2 separate regions of the Homo sapiens genome follow, and region 1 is linked to region 2. A link is an interaction called in ENCODE POLR2A ChIA-PET data of the cell type or tissue named here. Cell type or tissue: GM12878. All regions are shown on one strand. Links, peaks and the distances in the headings refer to the core of each region. The heading gives the core; the rest is flanking DNA. Region 1 overlaps WAKMAR2 (wound and keratinocyte migration associated lncRNA 2). Region 2 has its middle 37 kb from the start of WAKMAR2.

Region 1 (6,452 bases), core at 2,000-4,499, 74 kb after region 2:
ACTTATTCACTATCACGAGAACAGCACGGGGAAGACCCACCCCCATGATTCAGTTGCCCCCCACCGGTCCCTTCTATGACGTGAGAATTATGGGAGCTACAATGCAAGATGAAATTTGGATAGGGACACAGTCAAACCATATCAGTTCTGTTTTCAAGGAATTGAGTGAACTCTTGCTCTCCTGAGACTGGATTGGTTCTGCGGGGAATGGATTAGTTCCTGAGGGCAGGGTTGTTATAAAGCCAGGACACCCCTTGGGTTTTGACCCTCTTTGCACGTGTCTACTTGCCCTTTAGTCTTTTCCACCATATTTTGATGCAGCACACAAGCCCTCACCAGAAGCTAAGCAGATGCCGGCACCTTGCTTCTTGTACAGCCTGCAGAACATGAGCTAAATAAATCTCTTTTAAAAAATAAATTACCCAGTCTTAGATATGCCTTTATAGTAACACAAAACATACTAAGTCAAATAGCAATTGAATAATGTTGGATAATCAAGCTGAATCATTAAATCTCTTTAAAAAGTCCCCAATTCTTTTCCACTTGGGAATTTTGAATCTGGAAAGTTTGAGTATTTTATATATGATCATGCCTTTTCTAAAAAAACTGTTTCTGCAAACTCCAACACTATTTTCACTCTGTGCATTCAGTGTGCTAAGGGAGCATCTTGGAAATCTTTTGCTTGAATTAGCTATAACTTTAGCCTCTGCCGATATTCTGACCAGCAGCCTTTTCATTTTTCAGCCCTTTTTTGATCCAATCAGTCTCTTACTTTTTGAAATTTAAGTTTCTGGGTTGCAAATAAGTAATTTGTATTTTCCAGGATGTTCACATTGTACTTGTAGCATCATTAATAAATGAATACATGCCTCTCCTTGCAATAGATTAAGAGAAAATAAATACAACACTACAAATGGAAGCCTGTAGTAAGGAAGTCTATTGAACTTGAATTGTGTGAGGTCTTCATGTGCCCCTGGATCCTCCCTCATTTATTTATTCTGAGGACAGAGCTAAGCACTAGCAGGTAGTAATACTTAACAACTCTGATTAGTATTCAAAGGTTTGTGAATTTAGTATGAACTCCTCCACTGAATAGTAAGCTTCTTCAAGGGAAAGACCTGGCCTTACTCACTCCCCAATACTTGTCAACAGAGGGTGGCCCATAGTAGGTACACATAAATGTTTGTTGGACTTCAATTTGATTAAGAGATTCCTAGGAATAATTGTTTTCTCTGGGTATGAGCCAAAAATTGAGGTAATTGGTCCTTAGGTGAGTTATAATTTATTCTCTCTTTCCGCCCTTCCAATACATTGGTGAAAAGCAATAATAACAAGTCTTTGGTTAGCAAGTTTTTCATAGAATTAATCCAGTTTACCTCTTGTAAAACTTTTGTCTCTCTCCATGCATCTTTTCCTAATATAGTAAATAATGCATTTCAGAGAGCGTTTTCTTGACTTGGTTTTACTATTAGTTAATTCTTTTAAAATGTCCCATTTTCACTATCAGAAGTTGCTCATTTCTTGTTGGGAGCTGTGGTTTATTGAGGAGGGGGAGTTCCTTTACAGCTAGTAATACTTTGGAATCCCCAGGGATGGTCCATGACAAAAGAGATTAGAATTCTGAAGCAACACCCTTCAAACCACAAGTAGTCCGTCTATCATCTGAGTCACAGTCATCAACCAGGTCAGACTGAACATAAAAACGGGGGAGAAAAGGAAGAAATCCTCCTAAAAGCACATTGTACCTGGTAAAAAATTATTGTCATGCTTTAGAATTTTGAGAATCAACCCACTGAAACATTTTATACTTAAAATTCCAAAGAGATTGCCATATCAAGTCCCTACCATAAACTTTCCTGCATTATATTAAGTATTTTTGGGTTTATTTATTTTGTTGAACACCTATTCTTTAAGTTGGTTTATAACTTCCTTGGTGGGTATTTTTTTTTCTGAAGAAATGTTTCTAACATCTCAAGATTCATATTACTTAAGGTACTTTTTATAGGTATCTACATTCTAATGAAATACAAAGAATAGAATTTATCTGAAAAAAACATAAGCCATCAAATCGTTTTGTCAGAGCTGATCTATATGGGTGATAGGTCTGAATATGCTTATAGATCACAGCTATGCACCTTAATCATTGAAGGGGTCCTGGAAGGGGAATTTATGTTATCACAGAGAGCAATAAAAGCCAGGGGACAATCAAATGAAAATCCTTTTCCTTTCATAAATAACTTAATAATTAGCATTTATGAGAATAACTGAGTAATTCTGGCTATTAACCAAACCTTTTTTTATCGTGTTTTATGGCCCAGGCTTGGCTGACAAGTTGCCTAACCATGAGTGTATATATATATTTTTTTTTTCTGCTGTCACTACCACCTGTTTTAGACTTTGCTTTCATTTTTTTTTTTTTTTGGTGTTATCTTTTGCTCTCACAGGCAAAAAAATGCTTAATTTGTAGGAAATACAATTTCTTGCAAATAAAAAATAAAATTCAGGTTCATGAGCCCTGAATTTATATGCCAACTTTAGAGCTTTTTAGCAGTGGGATTTGGGCTACTTACTTAACAGACTCCCTCCCTCTGCTCCCCCTCCTCACAAAGTCATCCTTACATCTAAAATGCAGGTAATTAGACTGACCACCTAGAGTTGTAATGGGCAGATGTGAAAACATAATGCTAAGTTTCCAGCATCATGGTAAATGAACAAATGGTAATGTCCTCCAGTAGAAAGTCAATATGGCCTACAAGAAAGGGCAGGGGGAAGGGGCTCCCAAGACCCACATTGAAGTCCTGGCTCTAGCACTTACTAGCTGCCCAGGTTGGGAATTCTCCTAAACCTTCTCTGCATCTCAGTTTCTTCATTTGTAAAATGGGCAGAATATTCCTTAATCTACCTCTCTAAGTGGCTTAAAGGAAATAACTTTGTGAAACTGCCTTATAAAAATGATGAGATATTAAAATATTAATAATATGATGACAAAGTTTTTGGAGTTAATTTTTTCCCTCTGGGGAACAGTATTTTTTCAATGATAGTTCAATGGTTCCCTTTTGCTGAAGGTAGTGGCATTTCTCTTTTTTTTTTTTTTTCTGAATGACTCAGTTGGCACTTGTTATGAGCTATCTTGTAGGTTTTCTTTTCTTTTTTTTTTTTTTGGCACCTCAACTCTGTTTTAATCTTTTCAAGAGTAAAGACTCAATTTTAAACCTTGTGGGCTGCATGCTGAGATCTCTTAGGTGGGGCTGAAGGGGAAATCCTCCCTGGGGCACCATACTTAGTGTGAGAAGGGCCAGGGTTGTGGAGTGGAGCAGAGATGGCCTTCAGAGAGAAGAGGAAAGAAAAACAGGAACTTTGATGACATGGAGAAATTCTGAGATGCAGGGGAATATTGAGGGGCTTCCATGGACTTGCCTTGATCTTAGTAAGAAAGAAGGCCAATAAGATGAGGGAAAGAGAGTGGAAGGGAGTTGGGATCTTAGGGGCTGTATATCAAAGTGTCATGTTAACAGGATAACTAGCATATAGCTGACACTAAAAAAGTTTCGTAACTTTGAGATGAGTAGAAAATATTATTTTGTTATTTCATTATTCATGTCATATAATATTAGCATAGATAATAACATATATAATAATAGTAACAGCATGTATTAGGTACTTATGTCATATGTTTTGAACTTTACGCCTATCCTTTGATTTAATACTGAGAACAGCCTTACTAAGTAGATGCTATGATTATCTTTATTTTAAAGATGTGAAAACTGAAACTTTGGAAGGAAGTTCTGAAACACTATTGTGGGGCATAGAGTATCAAGTTTAGTAAGGAAAAGAAAAATGATTATAAGAGAGAATCGAGGGTCCAACTGAAGATGGATGGCATGAGTTTAAGACAAAACTCTCAGCACAATTCCATGTTTACCTCAGCCATGTTCTGCAACTTGGAGCAGTTGGTTGAGCTGACTGAGACTTCGAATACAATGGTTAGGAAAACAGTAACCTCTTTGCGTTCCACGTTGGACTTAATGACTATGAGTCATGTCATATATAGGAGGCAAGTTTTTCAGTGGAGATAGGAACAACTGAAATATGTTCTTCAGCCTAGTGGAGACAAGTAATTGTCATTGGCTGGTGAGTGTTTCAGATACTTCAAAGCATGGGTTGTGCTTCACCCCACCCTCTCTAGCTAAACTCCTTGGCTAATGGCCTGCATGATCTTAACTTCATTCCGGAAATACTGGTTAAGAGGATTTGGGACAGGCCATTTGGAGGCTGGTGAACCTGACAACTTACACAACCTACATTTGCAAAGCCCAGTTATTTTCTGACTAATGGGTCAGAAAGAGGGGGCAGAAGAGGAGAGAGAAATCTTCACCAAACAAACAGCCAGGCCATCTGGGTGGAGTTGCTTAAGGCAGTCACAAAAAAATGATCACATCATTTACCTCTCATTTAACAAGGGCAGAGCAGGGATACTAGCTGTGAGACACTTCTGCTCCGGGAAAGGTAGGAGCATTTGTACAATCTTTCCAGTATAGGGGAAGGGGGACATGGGAGTAGAAGTTGGATTGTTGAGTCACGAAGCAAATAGGTGTCTTTTTATTCTAATTAACTTGAGAAAGAAAGAATTTGGTATTATATCAACCCAGCACTTAAACTTTTTACCTTCATTGTATAAAAACTGTTTGTGAAAATTGTGCCACTATGACTTACTTTTTGATACGGATAATGGAGCATTCTCTAAAGGGAGCAGATGGAATGATGAGGAGGTTCAGAGTAGTGTCAATCATCAGGAAAGAGGGTGGCCCTGTTGGCCTGGGGGTGAGGGGAGAGGCTCTGACAAAGGTGCTCAGTCCCCAGCCAGGCTGCATGTGGTTCTTGTCTACCTGGGTCCACCTGAAAAGACACTACCAGATTGATTTGGGGTGTATCCTGGGCAGTGAGACTTTTGAAAGTGCATTGGTTGATTCTAATGCACAATCCAGTTGAGAACCACTGTTGAGGGAGCAGGGTGCCTGAATCATGAAATAAAAAGAGGCTTTTTATGGGAAAGGCTCTCTATCTCTCTTCTTTAACACCAGGAAAGGAGCTGTATTAGTGATAGGAAGTGATGGGGAAGCCAATGGGGGCTCAAAAGAAAGAAAGCTTTGATGCTTGGTACTGAAATGGAAGTGGCGTGGTAAGTGGAGGAGCCCCTGATGCTGGAAATGATCAAGGAGAAGGTGGACAACCATTGACTGGGAAGGCTGAACTAGCCCAGTGATGGCTAGATAGTGTCAGGAGGACCAGAAGCAACCTCAAGTCCCTTCCCCTTCACTCAGGGCAGCTCAGTTTTCTCTCTTTTTCTGTATTGGTTTGGGTTTCCCCATAAAGATTTCCTTTGAAGAAAGAGTCTGCTCAAAAAAACTTTTAAAACCACATAACTAGTTGACCTTTATGGCTATTACCAATCTGAAGTTCTGTAGCATTAAATCTTCTTTGATGTTTTCTAAGAAACCAGGCTACTGATTGATCCATTCTTCCAAAGGCCAAGGGGGAAAGGAAGGAGAGCTTACAAGGGTGGAAAGCATGAGTAGAAGAGGGGAGACTTCTCTTAGCTGAGGGCCAGGGCAGGAGCCCTTAACCCTGTCTAGGCTTGGAACCACCTGGGAACTTTTCAGTAAGACACCCTCCCAAAGCAGTGATATCAGTCTCTGGGGATGGTGCCTGGGCGTGGGTATTCATGAAATGCAGCAGAGTTGAGAACCACTGGCTTAATAGATGGGCACTGAGGAGAACTCTTTTTATACATTGAGGCCAAACATGTTAGACAACCACGAACACGGCAGTTCTTAAACTTCAGCTGCATCAGAATCACCTAGGCTTGTTCAGACAGATCACTGGGCTCCACCCCCAGAGTTTCTGATTTAGTAGGCCTGTGATAAAGCCAAGAATTTGCATTTTTAACAAGTTCCAGGTGATGCTGACACTGCTGATCTGGGGGACCACACTTTGAGAACCACTGCTTTAACAATAGGAATTTACTTTTGACCTTAAAAACAACTCCCTAACATTGGCAAGCGATTGATAGTGTGCACCCTTGATGATATGATATAATGAGAATGGCACTTTGCCTCTGTGGTCTCCCTCCCATTAAATGCATTAACTCAGTCTAATCATGAGTAAAACATCAGACAAAACCCAATGGAAGGACATTCTACAACATACCTGACCAGTAATCCTCAAAACTATCAAGGTCAGCAAAGCCAAGGAAAGTCTAAGAAACTGCCACAGCTAAGAGGAGCCTAAGGAGACATGACTACTAAATACAATGTGGTATCCTGCATGGAATCCTGGAATAGAAAAAGCACATTAGGGGCAGGGCACGGTGACTCACACCTGTAATCCCAGCACTTTAGGAGGCTGAGGCAAGCAGATCACTTGAGGTAAGGAGTTTGAAACCAGCCTGGCCA
Region 2 (6,452 bases), core at 2,618-5,117:
AAGAGAGAAAATGATTACAGAATGGATCAGATACACACTTGGTGGGAGTATATATTGGAACAAAATCTCTGGAAGATAATTTGGCAATGCTATTTAAAAAATGTAAAATTTTGCATTCTAATTCCAGAAACTTATTCTGAGGGAATCATCATAGGATGATAGAAAGTCATAACTATTTATAATAGCAAAATATTGAATGCAGCACATATGCAATAAAACTAATTAATTATAATACATACAATGAAATATACAATGCATTCATCAAAAATAATGTGGCAGAAGAATTTTCAGTAATGTCAAAGAAATGGTTACATATATCGTTTGTGAAAAATATTAGGTTGCATAACTGCATGTACAATATGACCTGTTTGTGTTAAAAATATGTATTTATTATTTTAAAAAGCCTAAATGAGTATAATATCAAAACATTTACAGTAGTTATTCACCAGAAAGCAAAATCTTTGAAAATAGGAAATAAGTAGTGCATTTAGATCACATGGTAAGTAATTTAAAACTATGTTATTGAATTCTAATTAATTGTGTGATGGGATTATGGGCATTTTGATTTTCTTATGTCTATTCTCTAAGTTTTCTGAACAAATAAATATTACTTAAATGAGAAAACAGATCAAAATTTATATATATTGACAGAGAAATGAAATAAATATATAAAATAAAATTGATTTTTAAGTGGTAAAATAACAATAATGAACACTGTTTGGGTCTTTAATGTATCTTTCAACACACACACACACACACACACACACATCTTGACAGTCACCCATCAGATGATATAATTGTGTTTATGAAGAACCCAAAAGAATCCATAGATATTAAAACACAAATATTTATATAAAAGTCAATTGCATTTTTATATAACAGCAAACAAGTTAAAAAAAGAAACCAGCCTATAATCTCAGCTACTTGGGAGGCTGAGGCAGAAGGATGGCTTGAGTTCAGAGGTTTGACCTGATCAATATGGCGAGACCCTATCTCTTTAAAAAAAAAAAGGAAAGAAAAAGAAACCAAAAAATATATTTTTTAAAGGCAGCAGTCACAAAAGCAAACAAGTTAGAAAAGGAAACCAAATTGAAAAAAAAAAGACAATAGTCACAAAAGCAGTTAAAAACATAAGATACATAGAAAAACCTTTTTCAAGAGAGGAGCAAGAATGTTATGGAGAAGATTGTAATATTTTAACTATAGAGCCCACGTGGTCTGGTTTCAGACTGTGGCTCCCCTGAATTCATGGAAAAAATAAAATCAGATTCCTGCCTATTCTTACCATATCCCTAAATCAATTTCAGAGACATTAAACATTTAAATATGTAAACCAAAACAAAACATTTCAGATGAATAACACCTCTGGAAATAAAAAGATTTCTTAAATAAGGTTTTTACTCATAAAGGAAAAAAATTAAAATTTGACAATGTTTAAACTTAAGACTTTCTCTGAGAAGTCAGCTGAAAATTTGGAGAAGATATTTGCAACATGTATGCCAACAAAAAGAGTAATAAAAATATATAAAGGCAGCCCACAAATTAGTAAGAAAATGAGCAGCAAACAGAACAGTAGAAAAACGATGGGAAAATTTTTTTTCAAAATATAAAAAAAGTAATTGACACGGTTATGTAAGACTGAACTTCACACACCCTTCAATCTGCATTTTATTCCTGGATATATACCCAAAAGAAATTTTAGCATGTGTGTACCAGGAGACTTGGACAAGAATATCTATTTGATTTGTAACAGCAAAAACCTGAAGCGACACAGATCCAGGCAAATGAGATAATAGGTAAATAAGTGTGGTATAGTCATACAGTTGACTACTGTATAGCAGTGAAGATTAAGAACTATACACTATAGTCATCAACGTAGGTGGTACTGAATTAAAAGAGCAAGTTACAAAAGAATAATTATATAAAGTTCAAAGCCAAGCAAAATCAAATAGTACAGTGTTTAGGGATAAATGCCTATGTGGTAAAACTAAAAAGAAAAATGAAGAAATAATAAACCCAGTTTTTTTCTCAAGAAGCCTACTTTCTAACTGGGGAGGTGGCTCACTCACATGCACTAAACCATGTCTCTGGATTGGGGAAGATGAATAGATTGGGAGAAAGGTACACAAGGCTTCAAAGGTGTTGCTAATGTCTGATTTCTTAAGCTCAGTGGTGGGTATGCAAGTATCCATTTTATTATTATTCTTAGGCCTTATACTTAGGTTATAAATATGCTTTTTGTATTATTTATTTACAGTTTTTCGTTACTGAACAGAAACATTCAAAATGAGGGAAAACTTTATTAGAACCAGTTTGAGCAGTCTACACATTTCTCTTAGAGACACCATAGGATGGGTTTTTGAGATAGAGAGTTAGGATTTTTAAACATGACTGTGCACATTTCTGAGACCCAGTTTTCTTGTTTGTCAAATGGGGATAATACTTAACACATAATGTATTGTTAGGATGAAATTTGATCATATATATTTTTATAAACCCTAGCTTATGGACTGTCATATATTAAGTATGTAATATATACAGGTCATTGTTATTATTATTAAAATATAATATTACAGTAGTGAAGAGTTCTTTAAAAATAAACAGAAATAGAAATTACAGTTGGTCTTTTGAAATGAAACATACTGAGGTTATATTAAATGAATGCTGCATTATTTATAATATTGCTCTCGAATGTGAGGAGTATGTATGTGAGGAGTATGTTTTATTCGAAGGACTAAAAATAACTGCTGTACATCATCTAAACTTTCTCACATTTTGCATGGGACATTTACACATAATGTGTATTTTGTCCATCACATCAGGCTTGATTACTAACAATTACTACGGGTCTTCAGAGAACCGGCATTGAAGATCATTCCTATTAATGTTCACCTCCCATCAAAAGAAGATTAAGGAGAAAAGTAAGATAAAGTTCAAAGAGGAGATTTAAGGTGACAGGTCTGAGCAGACATGGCCAAGAAGTGACACTTCAAATTACCCAAGGACCTAGAGACAGGCAGAGACCTTTGAAGGTCAGGGTTTTATATGGGCTCACCATCTGGATGACTTCATTTAATGAAATTGTATCAAAGCGAGCGGGTTTTACAACCCCAGAGAGGTGGGCTTGGGGTAGCTTCCACTGAAAAGTCAAATTACTTCACAGAAAAACAAAACAAAACCAAAGGTTATGTTGCTAAAACTTTTGAACCAAAAGGAGAAGACAGAATTTCCTCCAATCACAAGGAACCAAGAAAAATATCACATTTCCTGGCTGCCCACTCAATTTACCACCCCCCGCCCAGTCCCCTTTAGTAACAGAGAAAGAAATCACAGTAGTGAATTAATAAAGCAGTGAGCCAGACTTTCCTTCCTCGTGTGATTCAGCCCCGCAGTTGGGGTGGCGGGGGGGCGGGTAGGGAGCGAGTTCTTTAACACTGAGCGCTCTGGACTGGCTTTCAATATTAGACATCCGGAGTTTTTGAAAATTAACACTGGAACAAAAGTGACTATCATACTCCATGTCCCCTTCACCCGCCCTCAGTCACAACTTTATTTTAAGGTTTCTTTGAGGCTGATTAAAAAAAAAAAAAAAAAACAACCTAATGGGAAACACTATCTAGAAATGGAGAAATCAAACCAATACTAAAGCATGTTGTAGCAATTGCCACCACCTATGATTGATTTTATTATAGGAAAAATGTGTTTTACCATAAATGACACTCCTTAAACTCGGTAACCAGCCTCCTTCCTCTCTCTTTCCAGCATATCTAGTTAATCATACATGACTGCAGCAAGGTGATGCAATAGTTTCAATGTAACTGCCTTATCTAGGCATGCAATGAGAAGACCTGTGTGGTTGAGGAGATGCAGACACTCACAGCGTGGCCCCTTGGGCATAAGAATAGTGGTGAGAGTTTTTCCACTGAGTCTTGCAGGGGTATTTGTGGCACCTGTACCTTCTGGAAGGTGCCCCCAAAACCCGGAGATCAGATAGGACTCCAGGGCACTGTGCTGACTTTCTTGCCCTGTGCTTACATTTCTGAGACAAGGATCTAAGAATAAATTCAATTTCCAGTCCCCTCACTTGCTTTGTGAGTTTTCAAAACCCGAAAAGGCCTACCTAAAACAGCATGCACATCCAGAGGTACTCCTGTTAACCGCTAGTGGCATTGACGACTATGAGATGCCCCATTGGCAAGGAGATGCCCCCTCGTTTTTGAGTCCCCCACTGACATTCTCAGGATGATGTCTGTTGGAGACACACTTCTAGCAGGTAAAATTCACACTAACAGGCAGGGTGAACTCTTCCAGACCACCAGAGAAAAAGCAACACTTCATGCTAAAACTTGGACAATACAAGTGTAAAAATACTACCTGGGGCCAGGTGCGGTGGCTCATGCCAACAATTTGGGAGGCCGAGGCGGGCCAATTTCTTGAACTCAGGAGTTCAAGACCAGCCTGGGCTACATGGTGAAAATATCGATAGATAGATAGATGATAGATAGATAGATAAAAAAAAATTTTAAAGCCAACTACCGGGGGTGGTTGTCTCTCCCAGCTGAGAATGAAGGAATCCTCCAAGCACAACTCTCTGTGGAATTCACCATTATCATTCTCTAGCACATGATAGAGCATTCTAGAAAGTGCCCCAAAGCTGCTTTCTCACCCAGGAATAATGAGCCTCAGATGTGAGCTGGGGCTAAAAGGTACCTGGACAACTGCCCTCCTCTGAGGAGGAGAGGTTGGGCCTTGGTGCCCAGAGCAGTGGTGAGTAGTCATCTTATCTCCTTTTACTTCCTCTGTGAAGCCTCTGCACTGGATTTTGACATCACAGATCAATATGATCCTATCCACTATATGCAATTCACAGAAGAACTGTGTAAAATACTTGAATAGAGATTCTGACTTCTAGTTACAAGTTGTTCTCACTGTTAAAAAGGAAAATTGGCCTCGGTCGTTTCTTAACAATGCTACCATTTACTTCAAGAAGAAAATTGTGGGCTTTAACCTTTGCGCATTTGATTCTTCCGCACGGCCTTCCAAGGAACTAGGGTAAATGGACAAATAGTTCTTATAATTTAATACCGCTGTTTAAAAATAGATACTGTACTGAATTTTTTGCTAATTATATTAATAACTTCAAAGCCTTTTATGGAGGATGCTTGCTGGAAACAGAAGGTATTTTTATTTCACTGAAAAACGTGATGAGATTTGGGTTTAGGATTTTGGAGGGAGGACCTGGAGTGTAGTGTAGTTGTTCAACGCATTTGTCAATATGTTCTTTTAGGATATCATATTTGGTCTTGTTTAAGGAATTCTTTTCTATTCTCAAGTCAGAAAACTATTTACCCATATATATTCCTCTCATAAAGTTTTGTTTTTGACATATAAATTCCTTACTCTGTCTGTAATTGATTTTTAAGCAGACTAGGAGCTAGGAATCCAAATTCAATTTTATCTATATTTATAATCAGTTTTCCAACTGTACTTTTTAAAGATTCCTTCCTTTCTCTACTGCTCAACTATGTCACCCCCATCATGTGACAAATTTCCATGTATAAATGTGTCATATGAAGTGATAGTCTCACTGGTGAGCAAGGAAATCCAAGTCAAGACTGTTGAGATGTCATCTACACCCTGTTAACTGGCCTCTCCATTCTATTCCACTGAAAATTTGTCTGTTCTTATGCCAGTACGAAACTATTATTTATGATAAATTGTTCTTGTAGGATGAAGACAGCTAGCTCTTAGTGTATTATCTTTCTAAACACAGTTAGACTTGGTTTTCCAAGAGTTTGTTTCTTTTATGTTGAAAAAAAAAAACTTGATGGTTGATTTGGGCCTGTATATATACATCGATGGCCTAGTTTGGCTTGTAATTTTCCTTTCTTATTCCATTCTTGTCTAATTTTGATAGCGAGGTCATATTGAATTCATAGAATGAGCTGTGGAGTATTCCTTCTTTCTCTGTGAATTGTAGAGATACTATAAGAGATAGGTTTGCAGAAAATCTTTTAAAAAAGATTATAAAAGTAATGTAAACTTATTGTCAGGAATTGTAAAAACACCCGATATTACAAAGAACAAAACAGAAGTAATTTATAGGCATTACCATCCAGAAATTATTGTTAAATATATTTTGGTATATTTCCTTCTACAACTTTTTATCAGTCTCTGCAAGATATGTCCAATTTTCTCTTTATCTATATCTGTATACAAGTAATATGCACACAAAGAATTCTGACCATAGTAGCATATACTATTTACCAACTCTTTGATTACTTCATTAGAATTTCCCATGCCATTAAATATTCTTTAAAAACAGAAATTTTAGTACCTATTAAGCTGATTATTAAAACAAATCCAAATTAAACTCCCTTTGCCTCCCAAATAAAAATATTAATTTTTTAGGTGAATAGTTAATATTTAAAAACTCAGTGAATAATATATTA

Evidence for each region. ChIA-PET counts read pairs that join two places held together with the same protein. Peaks named below come from ENCODE experiments on the same cell type or tissue, not always from the same donor. Only the 100,000 strongest peaks of a DNase experiment are listed, where the experiment ranks them.
Region 1: POLR2A ChIA-PET joins it to region 2 with 5 read pairs; 2 of 35 experiments call an interaction of 5 or more read pairs at or near these places.

Annotation. Positions count from the first base shown.
Region 1 is chr6:137,827,494-137,833,945 of GRCh38, reverse strand. The region is part of intron 3 of WAKMAR2 (wound and keratinocyte migration associated lncRNA 2); the gene reads left to right. Among named protein-coding and RNA genes, the nearest start is that of TNFAIP3, 37 kb to the left of the region's middle. RefSeq lists enhancers at 5,745-5,794, 5,815-5,944. In GM12878, for the core only: no CTCF peak of the experiment used is centred there; a DNase peak (open chromatin) is centred at 3,231; H3K27ac peaks cover 1,682 bases.
Region 2 is chr6:137,902,052-137,908,503 of GRCh38, reverse strand. No RefSeq gene overlaps it. Among named protein-coding and RNA genes, the nearest start is that of WAKMAR2, 37 kb to the right of the region's middle. RefSeq lists enhancers at 3,075-3,164, 3,345-3,394. In GM12878, for the core only: no CTCF peak of the experiment used is centred there; a DNase peak (open chromatin) is centred at 3,837; H3K4me3 peaks cover 1,664 bases; H3K27ac peaks cover 2,500 bases.